Regions from separate parts of the Homo sapiens genome. Here region 2 is linked to region 1. A link is an interaction called in ENCODE POLR2A ChIA-PET data of the cell type or tissue named here. Cell type or tissue: PC-3. All regions are shown on one strand.

The links. ChIA-PET counts read pairs that join two places held together with the same protein. Peaks named below come from ENCODE experiments on the same cell type or tissue, not always from the same donor. Only the 100,000 strongest peaks of a DNase experiment are listed, where the experiment ranks them.
Region 2: POLR2A ChIA-PET joins it to region 1 with 5 read pairs; 2 of 35 experiments call an interaction of 5 or more read pairs at or near these places.

The regions. Positions count from the first base shown.
Region 1 is chr2:28,175,163-28,179,162 of GRCh38, forward strand. All of the region lies in intron 7 of BABAM2 (BRISC and BRCA1 A complex member 2), which reads left to right. All of the region lies in intron 1 of LOC100505736 (a long non-coding RNA gene), which reads right to left. Among named protein-coding and RNA genes, the nearest start is that of BABAM2-AS2, 130 kb to the right of the region's middle. In PC-3, CTCF peaks have their summits at 85 and 289; no DNase peak of the experiment used is centred here.
Region 2 is chr2:28,001,971-28,005,970 of GRCh38, forward strand. All of the region lies in intron 4 of BABAM2 (BRISC and BRCA1 A complex member 2), which reads left to right. Among named protein-coding and RNA genes, the nearest start is that of MIR4263, 7.6 kb to the left of the region's middle. In PC-3, no CTCF peak of the experiment used is centred here; a DNase peak (open chromatin) is centred at 2,331; H3K27ac peaks cover 416 bases.

The DNA of each region.
Region 1 (4,000 bases):
AGGAACCGAAGCTTATGCTCCCCAGAGCCTGAGAGCCACCTACCTGCACCTGCTGCTACTGACAGCAACTCTGTCCACCCCCTGCAGGGCTGCAGAGCACTTGCACACACCCTGAAGACAGGCTTTGCCTGCTTATAACTACCACTGCTGCCACCACCCGAGCACTCCACCTGGGGGCCTGAGGATCACCCCACCTTGTGCACCATAGCCTGCACAGGAGGCCCTGAGTACAAGCCCAACCAGCCTGGCACTGCTACCCCCTCCCAGTACCCAAGCATGCCTTCCAGTGTCTTCGGGATTATCCCACCCTGTCCCCACTGCCAGCATTTGTGCACTCCTGCCAGGGACCTGAAGATGGCCCACCCAGCCTGTTGCCACCATCACAGCCAGCACCCACCTGCATGTTCTACCTGGAGTCCTGGGGATTGGACCACCCAGCTTGTCACAGCCACTGCTAACACAAATGTGTGCCACTGGGGAGCCTCAGGGTTGTCCCACCACTGCCGTGGCCATCATCCATGCTATGCATGCTGCCTAAGAGTGTGAGATTTTGTCCACACTCCAGCCTACCACTGCCACTGCTGGCACCTGAGCAAGCCACGTGGAAACCCAAGAATTGGCCCACTTGGACTCACTAATGCCAATGCACTCATACACTGCCCAGGGGCCCAAGGATAGATACCCTTGGCCCACTGCTGCCAGAGAACTGGCTCACATGGTGTCCCCATCCCCAACAAAACCTCACCACAGCCTCTACTAACAACTGCAGCCTAAGCCACTGAGAAGATCACAAATACCACTGACACTGTTTACGGCTGAAGAAATAATACAGAAACTACACTCCTGCATGCACCCAGAATCAAAGTTAAGGTTTTCTGACCAACTAACACCATACATACATCTTCAGGAAAAAGTCTTCCCTTATGAAAGTCAATCCAAAAAGTTAGAAGTGACTTTTGCACCAAATGTGCAGATATCAACGTAAAGACACATGAAATGTGAAAAAACAAGGAAATATGACACCTCTAAGGGAGTACAATAATTCTCCAGCAACAGATACTAATGGAAAAGAAATTTATGAAATGCCAGAAAAATATAAAAGTAACGATAGTAAAGAAGCTCACTGGCCAGGCACGGTGACTCATGCCTGTAATCCCAGCACTTTGGGAGGGTGCAGTGGGTGGATCACCTGAGGCCAGGAGTTTGAAACCAGCCTGGCCAACATGGCAAAACTTTATCTCTACTAAAAATACAAAAATTAGCTGAGCATGGTGGCGCACACCTGTAGTCCCAGCTACTTGGGAGGCTGAGGCCCAAGAATCACTTGAACCCAGGAGGCAGAGGTTGCAGTGAGCCGAGATTGCACCACTGCACTCCAGCCTGGGCAACACAGTGAGACTCTATCTCAAAAAAAAAAAAAAAAAAAAAAAAAAACCTCACTGAGATATAAGAGAACACAGATAAACCGTACAAAGAAATTGGAAAAACAATTCAGGATGTGAATGTGAAATTTACCAAAGAGATAGATATCCTTAAAAAGAACCAAATGGAAATTCTGAAACTGAAGAATTCAATGAATGAAATAAAATATTTATTCATGAGCTTCAACAGTAGACTAGATCAAGCAGAAGAAAATTCAGAACTTGAAGATAGCTCTTTTGAAATAACCCAGTCAGAACAAAAAAAAAAAAAAAAGAAGAAGGAGAAGAAATTTTAAAAAATGAACAAAGTGTATATGACATATGGGACACCATAAAGTGACTAATTCAAATTTTGAGTGTTCCAGAAGGTGAAGAGAAGCCCAAAAGGCATAGAAAAGCCTGTTTAATGAAATAATAGCTGAAATCTTTCTAAGTATAGCAATAAATTGAGACATTCAAATAACAAGAAGTTCAGAGATTCTCAAACAGATAAAATCCAAAAAGGTTCTTCCCTGCGGCACGTGATAGTCAAACTATCAAAAGCCAAAGACAGAAAATTCTACAAACAGCAAGAGAAAAGTGTCTAGTCACATGTAAGGAAACCTCCATCAGACTAACAAGAGATTTCTCAGCAGAAACTTTACAGGCCAGGAGAAAATGGCCTATTCGAAGTACTGAAAGAAAAAAAAAAAACTGTTAGCCAAGTATACTATGCTCAGCAAAGTTATCTTTCACAAATGAAGGAGAAATAAGGTCTTTCCTAGACAAGCAGAAACTGAGGAAATTCATCACCACTAGTCCAGCCCTACAGTAAATGCTTACCAGGGCTCTACACCTGAAAGTGAAAGGACAATATCTATCATCATGAAAACACCCAAAAGTATAAAACTCACTGGTAAAGCAAACACACAAATGAGGAAGGGAAAGGACTCAAGTGTTACCACTACAGAAAATTACCAAACTGCAATGATAAACAATAATAGAGAAAGAAACAAAGGATATACAAAATAGCCAGAAAACGATTGAACAAAATGACAAGAATAAGTCCCCTCATATCAATAATAATCTTAAATGTAAGTGGATTAAATTTTCCACTGAAAAGATACAGACTGGCTGAATGGACAAAAAAAAAAAAATGACCCAATTATATGCTGCCTAAAAAAACTCACTTCACTGGTAAGACATATATAGACTGAAAATAAAGGGATGGAAAAAGATATTCCACACAAATGGAAGCCAATAGCAAACAAGCAGAAGTACTTATCTTAATATCAGATAAAACAGACTTTAAGTGAGAAACAGTAAGAAGAGATAAAGAAGGTCATTATATAATAATAAAAAGATCAGTTCCACAAGAGAATATTACAGTTCTAGACATATATGCAGACAACACTGGAGCACCCAGAGTTATAAAGCAAATAGTATTAGATCTAAAGGGAGAGATAGACTCCAATACAATAATAGTTGGAGACTTCAACATCCCACTTTCAGCATTAGACATATTATCTAGACAGAAATTAACAAAGAAATATTGAATTTAAACTGCACTTTAGACCAAATGGACCTAACAGACATCTACGGTATATTCTACCCGACAGCTGCAGAAAATACACACATTCTTCTCAACAGCACATGGAACATTTTCCAGGATAGACCATATGTTAAGCCACAAAATAAGTCTCAACAAATTTCTAAAAATTGAAATTATACCAAGTATCTTCTCAGACTATAGTGGAATAAAACTAGAAATCAAAAAGAAGAAGAACTTCAGAAGCTGTACAAATGCATGGAAATTAAATAACATGCTCCTGAAGAACCACTGGGTCAAGGAAGAAATTAAGGAGGAAATCACAAAATTTCTTGAAACAAATAAAAATCAAAACATAGCACACCACAACCTATGAGATACAGCAAAAGCAGTGCTAAGAGGAAAGTGTATAGCAATAAATGCTTACGTCAAAAAGTAGAAAGATTTCAAATAAACAATCTAATGATGTACCTCAAGGAACTAGAAAAGCAAGAACAAACCAAACCAAAATTAGTAGAAGGAAAGAGATAATAAAGATCTAAATAAAAAAGAGGCTACAAAAAATACAAAGGACCAATAAAACAAAGGTTTTTTTTTTAAAAAGATGAACAGCAGCAAAAAAACTCCTAGCTAGACTATACAAGAAAAAAGAGAGAAGACCCAAATAAACAAAATCAGAAACAAAAAAAGAGGACATTACAACTGATACCACAGAAATACAAAAGATCATCAGATTCTATTATGAGCAACTATATACTAATACACTGGAAAACCTAGAGGAAATAGATACATTCCTGGACACATACATACCTACCAAGATTGAATCAGGAAAAAACAGAAAACCTGAACAGATGAATAATGAACTACAAGATTGAATCCGTAATAAAAACTCTCCCAACAAAGAAGTTTAGGACAAAATAGCTTTACTGCCAAATTCTACCAAACTTATAAAGGAGAAATAACATTACTTCTTCTCAAACTATTCCAAGAAACTGAAGAGGAAGCAATTCCCCTTAACTCATTCTATGAGGCCAGCATTACCCTGATACCA
Region 2 (4,000 bases), 170 kb before region 1:
GAAATTACTTCAGGAAAGGCAATCACATGATGAATTGTAGCAGTTAGAACTTGATGAGATGCAAGTGACAGAAAATACAATCAAACAGGTAAAAAAAAAAAAAAAAGGAATTTATTGATTCATATAACAGTAAAGACCAGGGGTAGAACTAGCTTGGGGTGCGAATAGTTTTAGGGCTTAAACAATGTTATCAGGGCTTTGCTCTGCCTTCTGCTCACGCTGATATTACTCTTAGGCTCTTCCTAGTATCTCCTAGTACTTCTAGGTGAACATCACAACACCAAGTTCCGAAGAAAAGAAAGTCTGGTATCACAAAGTCTTGGAATTGAGACTTGTCTTGACTTTCCTCATATAGGTCATTGTATCTGTGAACATTATTGCTCTGGGGAATAGAATGTGCTGATGAGCTTAGCTTTGTACATGTGCTCCATCTGTTTCACAGATGTTGATTTTGTGATTGTTATTAATTAAGGTATTCATTTTTGTTTTGTGAACTTGTCCATATATTTGTTATATTTTGCAATAAAGTTTTTTTTAAAAAAGCTAAATATATTCAGTATATAAATATTAATCAATGTAATTACTCAGATTCAGGTAGTCCACTTAATCCTAAGATGGCTATCTACAAAGAAATTTACTCCTAGACACATCATGGCAAATTACAGAAAACCAAAGACAAGGAGAAAAATCTAAAAAAAGAAACCAGAGAAAACAAAAGAGCAACCATTAGATTGTTAGCTGACTTCTTAATAGCATTAATGAAAGAGAGAATACAGTTTAGTGATATATTTAATGTGATAAACTAAACAACTGTTTAAAATCCTATACCTAGCAAAAAGATGATTGACTAATTTAAGTGAAATAAATCCATTTTCAAGTAAACAAAAGCAGAGACTTCATCATTAGCAAACCTTTGCTAATTCTTCAGGGAGATGAAAGACAAAAATCTCAGGTGGAAGATAGAGATGCGGAAAGGAGTAAACGGCCACAAAATATAATAAAGGGAGCCAGTAGCTAAAGAGGGTATAAAATTATAAATCATCTAGAGGGTGTTTTAGCTAGAATTGTTTTATACATTTTGGTGATTATTAGGATTTATGTTCCCAATATACTTCATGTAGGCAAATACTAGAATTATGTGACTTCTTGGTGTTTACTGATTTGGGAGTGGGGAAGTGAGTGACTGTAGGGTGAAAAAAGAAAATGACATTAAAGCTTTGTTTTGCAAGTAGATAATTTAGTGTTGACCATGTCTGCCATCCTGCTTTCTACATTTCTCTTCTTGTATTGCTGTGTGGTGCTGTGATTATTTCATGGGGAAATCAGGAATGTATTGATTGCTGGATCCTAGCTCCCAGAGATTTCAATTTATTTATTTAGTCTGGGGTAGAACCTGGGCATCAGTGGTTTTAGAAAGTCAATTCTAAGGCTGGGCAACATGGCAAAACCTTGTCACTACAAAAAACAAAAATTAGCCAGGCATGGTGGTGCGCACCTGTAATTGCACTACTTGGGAGGCTAAAGTGGGAGAATCGTTTGAGCCTGGGAGGTTGAGGCTGCAGTGAGCTGAGATTGTACCACAGCACTCCAGCTTGAGCGACAGAGTGAGACCCTGTCTCAAAAACAACAAACAAACAAAGCCAATTCTAGTGTTATAGCCAGAGTCGAGAACTACAGGTATTGAAAATGAACATGGGCGAGACAGATCTGAACTCTAGATTTAGTTTTATTGATTACTAGGTGGATTATGCAGGATCTATGTATTTATTTATTGATAAAACTGATAAGTACCTGTCTCACAAGGCCATTTTAGGGAATAAAGACAGTAATATTTGAATGTAAAAATGGAAAGAAAACCAGAGGTGTGGAGGCCAAAATGACCAAGGACAACATATAATCATTACCAGAGAGAGCTTAGCACATGGATGTATTTTCAAAGAAGCCCTAAGTTTACCTTTGTAATTGAAGCAGTTTGTTTTGATTTTTGTACTTATCTTTCAACTCATATAGCAATGAGGTTTTGTGCTTAATGAAGTCTTTAGGATTGGGATTGCTCTGCTGTACTTGGGTTATCTACAAGAATGGGCACATTACAGAGGAAGAGTCTCATAAATTTTGAACCTGGTTCTAATATATGTTTTCTCCAACATTTTTAAAAAGCAAAAAAAAAAAAAACACTTAGCCATTAAAAAACATTTTTCAGAGAAATTATCTACATCCTGCTGAGAATTTTATGCCAAACTGCAGCCCCCACACAAGCTTTGGAGAGCCAAGATATTTAAACCTGTAAAGGAAAACGCCAGCTCAGCCCTTACACTGGTTTGATGTAATCCTTTAACCACAGAATGGTTTCTAGCCTTGAATTGACAATGACTCAGTAGACCTTGTATACGTTTTAAGAATGTTTTTAAGTAGGTAGGATTACAAAAATAGAAGTACAACATTATTATGAACAAAACATTCAACACATTGAATACAGTTTCTTGAATCTGTTTCAAGAACATTTATGAAGAAACCAGATTGAAAAATAAAGTCTGGATTATTATAGAATTTTCAAAAGAAGGACAGCTAATTACTTATAGTATCTAAAATAGTCTACCAGAGGTTATCAGTCACTTTTTAAAATCAAAGGAGGTGGTTCTTTAGGAGGTTAAAAAATTAATTTGCACAAACACTAATTGACATAACAATTACATATAATTTGTGTGTTTAAAGATACTTTTTTTTTTTTTTTGGTTAAGATATGGGGTCTCTGTTGCCTAGGCTGGAAGTGTGGCGGCACAATCACAGCTCACTGCTGCCTCGACTTCCTGGGCTTAGGTGATCCCACCTCAGCCTCCTGAGTAGCTGGGACCACACTTCCATGCCTGGCTTAAAAATACATTTTAAAAAGACTTATTTATTTTAGTAATTTGAAGATGTTTCCAAGGTTAACATGAACTTTAGCCTAGTTAGCGCCTCTGGGAATTATTTTTAAAAAGCAAAATGTGTCTCAATGAGATTTGACTTTAATTTAAAACTAATTTAATGTACTAGTTAACCATTTATTTTACTTTCAACTACTATCTAGGTTCTACTCCAAATTCAGTAAATCTATACAGATTAAATTAAAAAGCATTTTCAAGTTGGGAAAAGAGATAACTATTTCAAACTTTTGAGTTTATATATTTTTATTGATATATAAATAGAACTGAATAGAAATACTTTTGGAATGAGCTATAGATTTATTTTATGTATGTATCTTGTCTAGTTCATAGTGAATACATCATAGACAACCTTAGCTGTGTTTTACTGAATTAGAAAATCTGTCATAGTGATTGTCAACCTTTTAATACTAAACACAAATAATTGAAATACTGTCTGTTAATCTAAGGATTTTGACTTCCTGAAGAGAGCTTTAAGTCCATTTCTTATGTTTTGTTAGTATTTTTTGGACTTTTTAATTTGTAATTATTAAATTTGAGATAAAAATTTTTGTGCTGTTTTGCAGCATGCCCTGTGAAAATTTTCTTTTTCAAGGAAACAATGCATTTTAAAATGTTTGTAACATTTAGAATAAAGGACTAAGGGTGTTTTGAAAATTGATAAATTTTTAAGCCAGATTAAACAATTAAGATTAATTGCATACCTTCTTTAACTTTTAGCTTCATGTCATGGCTATAAATTTGTAAGTAGCCATTTTAGAAATCCAATTATAATTCTTAGGTATAATTTTCAGAAATCAAAACAACAAAATTAATTACAACTGTAGAATTTCCTTATTTGAAAAACTTTCTATTTTGGGGTATTGTATAATGAATCCCCATGGATCTCGTTTCAATAATTGCCACGTCATAATCTTGTTTCATCTATACTCCTATTCACTTACTGCCTAGTAGCATTGTAGTTTGAAGCAAACCCCACATATTATGACACTTCATCTGTAAATATTTCAGTATAATATGCAAAAATATAAATCTTTTAAAAAGCATAACCAAAATACCATTATCTTATCTAAACA